Linked DNA regions of Homo sapiens: region 2 is linked to region 1. The links are chromatin contacts, found by Hi-C or POLR2A ChIA-PET in ENCODE. All regions are on one chromosome and are shown on one strand. The core of a region is the stretch at or near the end of the contact, and the rest is flanking DNA. Distances in the headings are between cores, read along the strand shown.

The links. Hi-C counts contacts between places; a loop is a spot of excess contacts on that map. ChIA-PET counts read pairs that join two places held with the same protein, here RNA polymerase II (POLR2A). Pooled maps may share reads with other maps.
Region 2: a loop to region 1 is called in a pooled map, with 2.0 times the contacts of the local background. The contact joins two enhancer-like sites. A Hi-C loop is called at or near these places in 1 of 168 maps with a recorded cell type or tissue (aorta), 1 of 37 single-sample maps with no recorded cell type and 2 of 50 pooled maps. POLR2A ChIA-PET finds 5 or more read pairs at or near these places in 2 of 52 experiments (GM12878 and activated T-cell).

What each region holds. Positions count from the first base shown.
Region 1 is chr5:137,843,860-137,850,196 of GRCh38, reverse strand. No RefSeq gene overlaps it. Among named protein-coding and RNA genes, the nearest start is that of MYOT, 21 kb to the left of the region's middle. Within about 2 kb of position 2,321, at least 2 of the 41 ENCODE cell types and tissues checked have a DNase peak (open chromatin) inside an H3K27ac peak, as active enhancers do; they include GM12878, where a contact is called at or near this core.
Region 2 is chr5:137,994,875-138,001,711 of GRCh38, reverse strand. All of the region lies in intron 7 of FAM13B (family with sequence similarity 13 member B), which reads left to right. Among named protein-coding and RNA genes, the nearest start is that of FAM13B-AS1, 34 kb to the left of the region's middle. Within about 2 kb of position 3,736, at least 2 of the 41 ENCODE cell types and tissues checked have a DNase peak (open chromatin) inside an H3K27ac peak, as active enhancers do; they include GM12878, where a contact is called at or near this core.

The DNA of each region.
Region 1 (6,337 bases), core at 1,072-3,571:
GGTTAACCAATCCTATGATTACAGAGCAAGAGATGACATGAGAAATCTTCTTGCCTTACATCTTTGGAAAACAAAAGTAAGGTTCAGAGAGAGTATGTTATTTGTTCAAGGTCATGCAATCTGTTGGTAGAAGAGTCAAGATTAGAATCTGAGTCTCTTGTCTTATAGCGCAATCCATGCAGGTTTATAGCAAATGGACTCTTTATTACTCGATAAATTCAAAACTGTGGATATTATTCTGAGTAGTTGAGACTGTAATTTTTTTAAATCTTTTATTAGATTAGAATGTGTTTATGGTTCTGAATTCAGTGAGTAAGGGAACAGTCCATTACCAGAACATCCATTACCAGACAGTCCATTAAAGTCCCAGAAGGACTTTACTTTTAAAAGGACTTAAAAGTACTTTTATGGCCGGGCGCGGTGCTCACGCCTGTAATCCCAGCACTTTGGGAGGCCAAGGTGGGTGGATCACGAGGTCAGGAGATCAAGACCATCCTGGCTTACACAGTGAAACCCCGTCTCTACTAACAATACAAAAAAATTAGCCGGGCGTGGTGGCGGGCGCCTGTAGTCCCAGCTACTCGGGAGGCTGAGGCAGGAGAATGGCGTGAACCCAGGAGGCGGAGATTGTAGTGAGCCGAGATTGCGCCACTGCACTCCACCCTGGGCGACAGAGCGAGACTCCATCTAAAAAAAAAAACAAAAAACAAAACTTTTATTTTGTATGTAAGCTCCATGATGATGGATATTTAGTCTGTTTTGTTCACTCTTGAATCCCTAGTGTCTGGAATAGTGCCAGGCACACAGGAGATGCTCAATAAGTAATTGTTGAATGAATAAGTTGGCTTTGTTGGCAGTATTGGTTGAGACTTCATTTGGGAATGTTTGTGACTTCCAGAGAGTCTAAACTTTAAGCATCAAACTCTGGAAAGAAACCCTGGAAACAACAGGGAAACTTTGGCTATGGCAAAAAAATAAAAATGAAATGCTTCCCCCTGTGGGGGAAGCATATGAGAGAGTATATATGAAACTTCTGGAACTTTTTGGAAGAAACATGCCTTATAAGTAAATGTGTAAGGTCAGTTGGTGCAAGAGGATAAAACATCCTCTAAGCTCCTGGCACATCTCAAAGGAATAGCTGGAAAAGATGAGCAGAATAGTTTTGGTGGTGTGTGGAATTCAGGCTTTTGCCACCTTGAAATTGTTTTATATCCTTAAGCTAATGAAAACAAAAAAGAGAAAATTCAATCTTTATAAAGAGAAGGGTCTTTGTACCTGGTTTCTTAATGTTCATGATGCTCCTCCTTCTAAGCATGAATAGTCAAGCTTCATGGGCAAGGCACCAGGCAGCCCCTGCTACCATTTAATCCATGGGGTGGGGAGGCCAAGAAGGAGTTTCCTGTTTCCTGTCCCTGATCTTCCAACCAATGAAAAAAGACAGTGATGACTAATGGAACAAAGAAATGCCCTGAATCTTACTTTGGGCATATTGCTGAGTTATATAATCTGTATCTGAAATGGATAAAAATATAGAAAGATCAAGTAATATGGTGAAAGAGAGCACTAATTCAAGATTAAGGCAATCTGGATTCTGTTTTATGGCTGTCGTTTATTAGTTATGATTTGGGCAAGACTTTTGGGGTCTCAGTTATATCAGAAGTGAGATGGTCCCTAAGGTTTCTTCTAGGTTTAATATTTGCTATTTTTAAACATTTAAAAAAAATCTCGAAGCCCGATCATGCTTTAAAATCTCCAATTTTCAGAATTACCAGAGTAGATGAATTTCCATCCGAGGATAAGAGAAAGAAAGATGAACGTTAGTGCTTAAAGCAAAAGCAGTCAGCACTTAGGGCACTGGCTTTGACTGCCACTTCAGAATGCAGAGGTTTGAAAGATAATGAGCTGAGTCTTAGAAATTACTGAAACAATTTAAAATATTATTTATTTATTAAAAATCTTTGATAACTAATTTGAGTAAATGATAAAGCAAAGCCAAACACAAAAAGGAATAATTTCTAAAAGAAAGCTCACCCTTAAATATTGGCTTCTCTTGCTAAAGCCACTGTAGTCTCTTACATTTGATTCTCATGTATTTTCCTCTAGGGGAGAGAAAAGGAGATTTTTCAAAAGGAAAAATACCCCTTTGTCTGACTGTTCTGAAAATAGCGCACTCCAGAATATAAAAATGAAAGTGTGGGTTCATAGTACATGCAGGCCCTACGTGTGACCTATCCTGAAGTGTTCTTTCTTGATTTTATGTGGCACTGGGGATGTCCTTGAGGGAAAAAATAGCCAGGGGTTTTACTTTGGTGATGCGTTACGCTAGCCGGCTTCATGTCTCACGTAAATGGTAACCTTTGCTGAGTGTAACCCTAGCTCTTTGTAAAGAGAACAGAATTAGACTCCACCAAATGAAGAGTCCAAGACCTTGGCAATCTTACCCTGGAAAGATGACAAGATACATAGAGATCAGACAAATGAACAATGATGATGCCTTTATAACATTGCCTGAATAGCTAGGATGTCTGCAGAGTTATACTAGCTTCATGGATATTATATAGGTTCAGTGGTCTGAAAAATAGGACATTAGATCTATTTAAAAGTGAACAACTGAAGAATTTGACAGTAGCTTCATTCGGAAAAAAAGAGGAAAGAGAAGTAAGATAAAGCAGGTTTAGCAATGTACAGTATTTTAAATGTATTAAAATGTCACATTAGTGAGAATATTTTAAATTCATACAATAACCTAAACTCTGCATTCTTTTAAAATGTTGCTTAAGTTATTTTGATTTGTTGGAGAGTTTATTGTGTTGTTCCATTTATTTTCTTTTGCTTGCCTATTTTATTATTTAGTGTTTTTGTTTTGTTTTGATTTTAGAGACAGGGTCTTACTCTGTCACCCAGTCTGGAGTGCAGTGGCACGACCATATGTTACTGCAACCTTGAACTCCTGGGCTTAAGTGATCCTCCCACCTCAGCCTCCCCAGTAGCTAGGACTACAGGCATGTGCCACTATGCCTCGCTAATTTTTTTTTTTTTTTTTGTAGAAATGGAGTCTTGCTAGGTAGGTAGCACAGGCTGGAGATTTAGTGTTTGCATATTTATTTATCTTCTATTTGGTAACAGATGCCATACTAGGTAACCTTTATTCACATAAAGATAATTCAAAGTGTCCATAAAGCACCAGATATTGTGAAAGATTTTAACAATTTAATTACTTTATTCATTTTTAATTTTTTTATTTTTTAAGAGACAGGATCTTGCCATGTTGCCCAGGCTGGAGTGCAGTAGCTGTTCATATGGGTGATCCTAGCACACTACAGCCTCAAACTCCTGGCTTCAAGCAATCTTCACCTCAGCCTCTGGAGCAGCTGAGACTTCAGGTGTGTGCCACTGCACCTGGCCATTTTTTATTTTCTATTACACCTAACAGGGGTGGAGGGAGAACAAATAGTTGAGGAAAGAGGTATGTGAATTAAGTCAGTAAAGGAGTTGTGAGTTTTGTGTGTATGAGATGGTTTTCATCAGTTTCTGAACAAATCCAGCTTCTGCTGTGGCCCACTGTGTCAGTTCACAGTCACCACTGTGACTGTAATATTAGTCCCTGCAAAAATAAATGCATCTGTTTTGTGAACATACTCAAGCTGCTCAAGAAGATGATGATATTTGACATCAACTGAGTATTTTGGTGACAGTTTTGAAAAGTTCTTAAGGAAGCTTGATACATGGGAGATTCTAAAGATGCATCTCACTATTTCTTCCCCAGTTGATCTAGACCATTTTCTAACAAAAGTAGATTTTAATTATTTCATATCTCTCAATTTATTAGCATACAGCCTTCACATTGGTCTCTGTACCTTTTGTTTTCTTGCTTGCTTGCTTTCGGGAAAAAGAAATCACTTTTAAAAAATTTTCAACACATTAAACTGATGTCAAGGGTGAGCTATTTTCTACGTGACTGGAAATTTTACTTCATCACATTTAGAGTTTTGTCTTGTCCCCAGTGTTTTGTCAAATTTTTTGATTTTACAAAGTGCCAAAGAGGAGGTCTGTCTTGTGATTGTTAATCATATGTCTCTCCATGTTAGATTAAAATACTTACTGTCCTGGTTCTCATGGTTCCTATATCTAAATTGTATTTTTATATAAAACCATTTACTCTATGAAGTTGTTACAAAAGATGCATTTCTATTTGAATATCTATGTAGCTCAACCCTTACTGTACTTGTTTTCTTGTTGTCAAAGTCCACATTGTTCATGGCCTTTCTCAGACAGCTTCTCCATCAAAGGATATGATGCCTGTCATGAGTTATGAATGTTACTACTTCTTTCCCTTGATACTGAAATCCTAGTGGAATTAGAAACAACTGGGGCATATCTTTAAAATCTTGCTCACTGGAGGGCTCTTCTGGGGCATATGGTCTTTCTCCTGTGGCTTAATGTTTTAGTTTAGGAATTTGAGAAGAGCTGGCTGAGCAGTTCATCTCTGATCCAAGTGTTGACAGCTGGGACTAGATTATGCATTTCCCAGATGGTTTCTTCACTCACATGTATGGCACCTTTGTGCCATCTTTGTCAGTTCACCCCAGTCCCCAACTTGGTGTCTCATCTTTCAGTGATCTCCATGTGGCTTGAGCTCACAGGATAGTGACCTCCTGGTAGTAGATCTCTCACATGAGGGCTTAGGGCACCAAAATAAAATGTTCCAAGAACCATCTCTTAAAAGACTGTCTTTCCCCAGTTGTTCTTTTGACAATAGAGGAACTAGCTTTAAAAGACCCAATTTGTAGAATTCTTCTTTATAAAAAATTCAGGCCTTAGGGTTCAAATACTAAGATAAAAAGTTGAATGATGTGGCAAGCTACTTTTCACTTTGTTTTGTTAGGGAACTTTCAAATTTAGCTAAAGATTGTGTTTATGATCTTTTTTTCTTATTTGAGGGTGAAATGTTGAAATTGACCTGGCCCTAGGGCAAAGGAGAGGAACAGTGATGGTGGGGGGCCCATATTCCAAGTGAATAGTCTACACTGCTTCCTGGGTCTCACTCTCTAACACTTGTAGTGATCATGCTGATGAGAGATGACAGGAGAAAAGTTGCCTACAGTTAAGAGCCTTCCTGTCCCAGAAGCAACAAACAACTTCAAATCCAGCTTTTGGCAGAACTGCTGACTGATATAGTTTATATTTTGCAAGCTCTCCTCACCTCTTCTGTCTGCCCCTCCCCAGAACCCTTTCCTACACACACATTATAGTGTTTTCTTCCTTTAGAACTAGCCCTCCAAACCTATCACTTCCTCAAGCCCACATCAAAACTGACTTGTTTTATTCTTATCTCTGATAGACTGGTTTAAAGACACACATTTCTTCATAAACACATTTCACCCCTTCATTTGTCTTTAGGAAGAGCCATTGCTTGAACCCCAATGGCACCCTCTCCAGTGGTGGCATTCTGAAGCAGAGACATCATCTTAGAGGTAGGGGAGATTAGATGTCTTTTACGTCCTGCTGAATGCAGAAAATACTTTGATATTTAACCCTCAAACTTCTATTTCCTTTGACATGTCACCTAAAATAGGAAAAGGATGTTTGTCTTTTTTTTGTTTTTGTTTTTTTTGAAATGGGGTCTCACTTTGTCACCCAAGCTGGAGTGCAGTATTACGATAATATAGCTCACTGAAACCTTGAACTCCTGAGCTCAAGTGATCCTCCCTCCTCAGCCTCCTGAGTAGTTGGACTATAGGCTCATGCCACCATGTTCAGCTAATTTTTAAACTTTTTTTTTGTGGACATGGACTTTTGCTATGTTGCTTGGGCTGGTCTTGAACTCCTGGGTTCAAGCAATCCTCCCATCCCTCCCTCCCAGAGTGTTGGGATTACATGTGTGAGCCCACTGTTCTCAGCCTGTTTGTCCTTTTTGATGCCACTGGATTTAGTACATAAGTTTTTATGTTATAAAGTCACGCCCAATTTTTAAAAGGGGCTATTCCATTTCTGTTAGCCATGCATACATACACAGAGTTATTGCCCAGAGGAACACTGCGTGCATAAGGACAGCTAAGACCCCATACTGTCGTTAGCTGGGAGTCAGGTTACCTCCCACATGGACAGTGTCATGTGCTAGAGATGTGTGCAAGTAGAAGAGTCCTAGAGAGGAGAATCTGTAGCATTAAGCGGGCTTTGCAAATTAAAAAAAAAAAAAAAGATCATTCACAACAACCCTCTGACCTTAATTTTTAATAACTGTGAAATGGAGTTAATCACCTAGGCACTGTACTAACCACTTTATATACATAATCTCATTCACTCCTCACAACAACTCCAATATCTAGGGATATTA
Region 2 (6,837 bases), core at 2,487-4,986, 150 kb before region 1:
ACCCTGTTCTGTTTTGTTCATAACTGTTATAACCATCTAACATACATGTATTATTGTTATTGTCTGTCTTCCATCACTAGAAAGTAAACCATGAGACAGCAGGATTATGTTTACTTATGTATTTATAACACTTAGGATAGTGCCTGCTACAGAATAGGCACTCAGTAAAGTATTACTTGTTGAATAAATGGAGCTTTAGAAGGAAGATGGAATTTTCTTGAATGTTCAATTTAATATGATTAAAATTACATATATAGCAAATGTGTCAGTGTTCTGAGACAGAAGAAATATAAAATATATTGTTTGATTATCTACCTTGGATGAAAGGAAAGTCAGGGAGAAATTTCCCTAGAATGCATAGGGCCTAGTATATAGGGAGCTCTTAATGAATTTGAAACTGGAGATTGAACTTTTCGTAATTAACATGTCATCTTTTTGAGTATTCCTATGAAGTAATTTGCAAACATTTATTGGAAATATTAGGTAGCCTGCTTTGTATTTCTCTTCAGAAGTAGCCTAGGAAAGTATGTTGGAATCCTAAGAGAAATAAACACTTGGGGGATGATTTAAGTTAGCATTTCTCAAACTTTTGGTCACAAACATTAGTACCCTTATAAAAAGTTATTGAGGACTCCAATGAGCTTATGTTAATGTGGACTATACTTATTGGTATTTACCATATTAGAAATAAAAACTGAGAATATTTAACTACAGGGAGTATTTCTTTGCCAAGTTGTAGTTTGGAAAGATGCTGTTTTTTTTTTTTTTGTTTTTTGTTTTTTGAGACAGTGTCTTGCTCTGTCGCCCAGGCTGGAGGGCAGTGGCACAATCTTGGCTCACTGCAACCTCTGCTTTCAGAGTTAAGGGATTATTGCGCCTCAGCCACCCAAGTAGCTGGGTCCACAGATGTGCGCCACCACACCTGACTAATTTTTGTAATCTTAATAGGGATGGGGTTTCACCATGTTGGCCAGGCTGGTCTCGAACTCCTGGCTTCAAGTGATCTGCCTACTTCGGCCTCCCAAAGTGTTGGGATTGATTATAGGCATAAGCCACCTCTCCCGGCCTGGGTGCTTCTGTTTGTAGCTAAAATGTAACTATTTATGACCTCGTGGATTTTTATTAATAAAGTCTTTCTCCTTTATTAGTTTTAAGTTAATGCTTCTCAGATATTTTGGTTATACAATCCCCTTACACACTTAAAAATTATTGGGCACCCTAAAGAACTTTTGTTTCAGTTTGTTATATCTATTGGTGTTTATATTAGGAATTAAAACTGAGAAAAAATTATTTAGTTAATTTTTTATTTTTTTGAGACAGGGTCTTGCTGTGTCACCCAGGCTGGAGTGCAGTGGCATGATCATGACTCACTACAGCCTTGACCTTTCAGGCTCAAGCAATCCTCCCACCTCAGCTTGATGAATAGCTAGGACTACAGGCATGCAGCACCATGCCTGACTAATATTTTATATTTGTTGTAAATACAAGGTCTCGTTACGTTGCCCAGGCCAGTCTCAAGCTCCCAGGCGCAAGTGATTCTCCAGCCTTAGTCTCCTTAAAGTGCTGGGATTACTGGGCCTTATTTAGTGTTTTAAAGTAACAATAAACCTATCACATATTAGTGTAATTTTTTTTAAATGAAAAGTAATTGTGTTTTCTAATTCCCTAAACTTTTTTAGTAGCAATGTTTTACATTTTTGCAAACCTCTTGAATTTCTATCGTGAAGGATTCTTACATTTTCTTCTGCATTTAATCTGTTGCTGCTATGATCTGGAAGTTTTGGTATTAGGAAGTGGGGCCTTTGGGAGGTTATTAGGCCATGGGGGTGGGGTCCTCATGAGTTAGACTGGAACCCTTATAAAAAGCCTGAGAGAAGACTCCTTAGCCCTTTCACTCAGTGGTAACACAGTGAAAAGTCTATCAATGGGCCCTCATCAGACACTGAATCTGCTGCTGCCTTGATCTCAGACTTCTCAGCCTCTAGAACTGTGAGAAATACATTTCTGTTGTTTCCTAGTGTATGGCATTTTGTTATAGTAATGTGAATGGACTAAGAAAATTGGTGCTGAGGAGTGGGTGTTGCTGTAACAAATACCTAAAATATGGAAGTTGCTTTGGAACTGGGTAATGGATAGAGGCTGGAAGGTCTTGCACTCACCCAGGCTGGAGTGCAGTGGTGTGATCTCGGCTCACTGCAGCCTCCGCCTCCTGGGTTCAAGCGATTCTTCTGCCTCAGCCTCCTGAGTAGCTGGGACTACAGGTGCGTGCCACCACACCTGGCTAATTTTTGTATTTTTAGTAGAGATGGGGTTTCACCATGTTGGCCAGGCTGGTCTCAAACTCCTGACCTCATGATCTGCCCACTTCAGCCTCCCAAAGTGCTGGGGTTACAGGCATGAGCCACTGCGCCTGGCCAGAAAATTTTTTAAAATGAGCTGGGCATAGTGTCATGTGCTGTGGTCCCAGTGACTCAAGAGGCTGAGGTGGGAGGATTGCTTGAGCATGGGAGGTCCAGGCTACAGTGAGCCATGATTGTGCCACTGCACTCCAGCCTGGGCAACTAAGTGGGACCCTGTCTCAAAAAAAAAAAGACAAAAAAAAAAAAAGACCCTGAAGGCAATTCAGAAATCAATTACAGGCCTTGAGTGCAAGGGCCTGCGAGGAGGCCCTAAATGCAAAGGAGGGGCCACCAATGATGGGGGACCTTGGGGACCTTGGCAAGATTCCATTATGCCTGGTACCATACTCTTCTGCCACTTTAGGTATGGCTCTGGTGTGATAACAGGCAGCACCATCTCTACCAGAGCACAGAGTGTGTGAGCCCTAGGGGTGGCTACCTCCACCGTTCAAAGGATGGGGCTGCCCCGGTGACCCAGGGAAGAGGACCATGATGGGGATGGGATATGGTATATTGGTCATTTGGAAAAGATTGCTTCACTGAGTTCTGTAATCTTCCAGATAGTTGGCACATTTGTTAAAGTTCACATTCTTTAATATCACTGTTGATTGCATCAGAAGCATCTTTAAGTATTCAGGTGTTTTTGAGCTTATGGAGGAGGATACAGGTTTTCCAGAATTTTGATTTTTGCTTGAAAATTCAAATTTTATATTGTCAGTTTTTCTTAGAGTCTTAGTCGTTTCTGAGAAAATGTCTGCCAGTGTTCAAGTCCTAATAACCATGGTTTAGATGTTAGTCTTTCAAGTAAAAATGGTATTCCGTAATAAAAGTGATTAGTTTAGCTCTCAACAAGGTAAGTTATGCTGCAGAAGTGCTTTATGAGTACTTCCCTTTTACACTGAATATTAAAAAAGAAATGTACTCAAGGAGTAAGATGAAATTAATCATTGTTTTCTGCTTCTCTGTCACGGACTGGCCCCTTTTTAAAAAGTTTCAAGTGGCTGGTGAGGAAGAATGCAGTGGCCACAGTATTACTTGTCTGGACTTATGCTAAGACCCCAAGCAGCTTTTTCTACCATTGATTTTGCATCATCATTGTTGAAAACTTTAAACAACAATTTTAAGTTTATTTGAGCATTAAAGGATTCATGAATCAGGCAGCAGTCAAAACCAGAGGAGGTTCAGAGTGCTCCACTTTAGCAGCCTGAGCATTGGGGCTTTTATAGGCTGAAAGCAGAAGTAAAGAAATAACTTGATTGGGTAGGCATTTGCCTTATTTGGATATGATACAGTGGAAAGTTCCTAGTTAGAGGTTAGTTGGTGGGTTTTGATTAGTCATCTTACTGTTGACATTGGGTTTCAGTTCACTTATGTAGGAAGCCAAGGCACTGGAGCCATCTCAGCCTGATGGCCTCCCAATTTAAGAAATTTGAAAACATGCAAATGTCAGCACAGTGAAAAAGGCATACAGTATGAAGGTACTTCTAACTCTTTCATAGACGGTTTTGAAGACTCTCAGGTTTATAGACCTCTTTTTGAGAACCAGTGGTTTAAATGTTTGCTTGTGAGTTGTATTGATTGGTCTGTTCATGTATCTGTTATTTCTGCAGTTGTCATTAGCTATGTTTTGTTAAGATTTAAGCTGTCTTCAGAGTGGAAAAAATGGTGGAGTTTGGGGTGTGAGCAGCCTAGGGTGCATGAAAAAGCAGTAGTTTTGTTTGATTGATCCTGAGGTTCTTATCCATGAAGTCCATGGAAATCTCAAGATTGTTTCTAAATTGTTGTTTTATATCCACATGTTTATCATTTAGCTTTATATATATTATATATATATATATTTTTTGAGATGGAGTTTCGCTCTTGTTGTCCAGGCTGGAGTGCAATGGCACGATCTCAGCTCACCGCAACCTCCGCCTCCCGGGTTCAAGTGATTCTCCTGCCTCAGCCTCCCAAGTAGCTGGGATTACAGGTGCCTGCCACCAGGCCCAGCTAATTTTTTGTAATTTTAGTAGAGATGGGGTTTCACCATGTTGGGCAGGCTGCCCTTGAACTCCTGGCCTCGTGATCCACCTGCCTCGGCCTCCCAAAGTGCTGGGATTACGGGTGTGAGCCACGGCATCTGGCCTCATTTAGCTTTATATTTAAATGTACAAATTTTAGGGGAATTTTTACCTTTAAAAAATGTGAAGAGAGAAAGGAGAGTTCTAAAAGAGCTTTTACCTTTTCTTCCCTGTGCTTTGTAATCTTTTTCCTGTGTTGTATTGGGAAAGTTTATTTTGGCTTGAGGTTTAGGTAATTTTTAATTTATGCTCATGCTTAAGAAACCACAAGCCAAAAAAAATTACTTCGTGTTATAAAGTTCATTTAAAGTTGTGCTTCTGATGCCTTCCTAAAACTCAATTTAGAAAGATGAAAAATTGGGCTGGGCTCAGTGGCTCATGCCAGTAATCCAGCACTTTGTGAGGCCAAGGAGGGTGGATCACGAGGTCATCAGGAGTTCGAGACCAGCCTGGCCAACATAGTGAAACCCCGTCTGTACTAAAGATACAAAAAATTAGCTGAGCATGTTGGTGAGCGCCTGTAATCCCAGCTACTCGGGAGGGTGAGGCAGGAGAATCGCTTGAACGCGGAAGGTGGAGGTTTCAGTGAGCTGAGATTGCACATTGCACTCCAGTCTGGGCGACAGGGTGAGACTCCATCTCCAAAAAAAAAGAAAGATGAAAAATTGAAACTCTCTTTGTGGGTTGCTGATGTTAGGGCTTCATTCTTGTGAGTTCATTGGTTTCTGATGGTTCAATTTTAGATAAGGTGCAGGAAAGAAGGTGTAAGTGATTTAGGAAGAGCCATGGGTTTAGGGTTTTAAGACTGGTTTCTGGCCAGGCGCCGTGGCTCACGCCTGTAATCCCAGCACTTTGGGAGGCTGAGATGGGCAGATCACAAGGTCAGGAGATCGAGACCATCCTGGCTAACGTGGTGAAACCCCGTCTCTACTAAAAATACAAAAAAAAAATTAGCCAGGCGTGGTGGCCGGCGCCTGTAGTCCCAGCTGTTCGGGAGGCTGAGGCAGGAGAATGGCATGAACCCGGGAGGCAGAGCTTGCAGTGAGCCAAGATTGTGCCACTGCACTCCAGCCTGGGTGAGAGTGCAAGACTCTGTCTCAAAAAAACAAAAAACAAAAAACTGGTTTCCACTTCATTCTGTGGATCCCCTACTGAGAAAATATGCCTTCAGTTGACTAGAGGGGTATGCGGACTGTAGTAGTATCTTTTTTCTTTTCTTTCATCGAGTCATACAGTTTGCAAAATATTTCAGTTGACAGATTTTATCAGTTCACATTTTCAATATCCAGGTTCCACTTGAGTGTAAAAAGGAAGTCATACTTTGGTGGAAGTACCAGAAATGTTGGGCAGTAACAAGTAGAATTTATGCTCTGGGTCATGAGGAAATTTTATTAGAGTTAAAAAAAATGTTTTAAGTACTAGCACATGATAAATATTGACAGGTTCTCTCCCTCTTTTCCGTCTCCTGTAAATGATGCCTTTGATATTTTAAAGACTTGTTATATATAACTTATTGACTAACTTTGTAACAGTGAGAAATCTTTTGATATACTCTTGTCATAGGTATAAAATACTCCTAAGTTGATGGGGAAAGTTAGGAAAGGATTTTTGCTTTTGGTTTTAAAGGAGCATGAGGTTATTATTTTTGTTTTGTTTTATATGTTCATTTTTCAAAACCATAGTTTTTTAAATGGTAATTTTGGTATAGTTCTAGCATGACTCATCTGGAAGCTATCCAATTTTTAGACTTGAAACGTTAACCATAAATGCTTTTCTCAAATTGGATAATTGAACAATAGCACTATTTTGCATATTTTAGTAATTTCATATTTATAATTTATGTCCCTGGTTATAGTAGTTTGATTAATGAAAACAGATTGGTTTCTCCACTTATATTGGATTAGGCTTATATATTTTTGAGAGAAGTCTAGCTAGATTAAAAAGTTTGTTCCTCTTTGTCCACCTCCTGAAAAGTTGCAAAGTAATGAGGAAAAAAATTGTAGACTCTTGATTGGGTACCTCCTTGTCAGTAGTGACCTCATGTTGCAGTCTTTTTCCGTTTAAACTGCAGAGTGTAGCACAGCTCTACTGTGTGTAGGACTCAGCACTAATAATTGCTCAGCAGTTTTTATAAGCCTATCACCTTCCTTTACTGTGCTTTCAATGAAGTCTTTACCTGATGTTTTTGTTGGAAGGTGCCAGGGTATTCAGAATGGTTTCCAAGGCTGTGTTGCACTGGTAAAGTGATCTTTACCAGAGTCAGTTGAGGCTGAACTGCAATACTTTTATTGAAATATCGTTTGTAGCATTAAATATTTACAATTGGGAAATTAAAATAATAGTAGTTTCTTATTTTATTTGGATACAAAATATTAGTG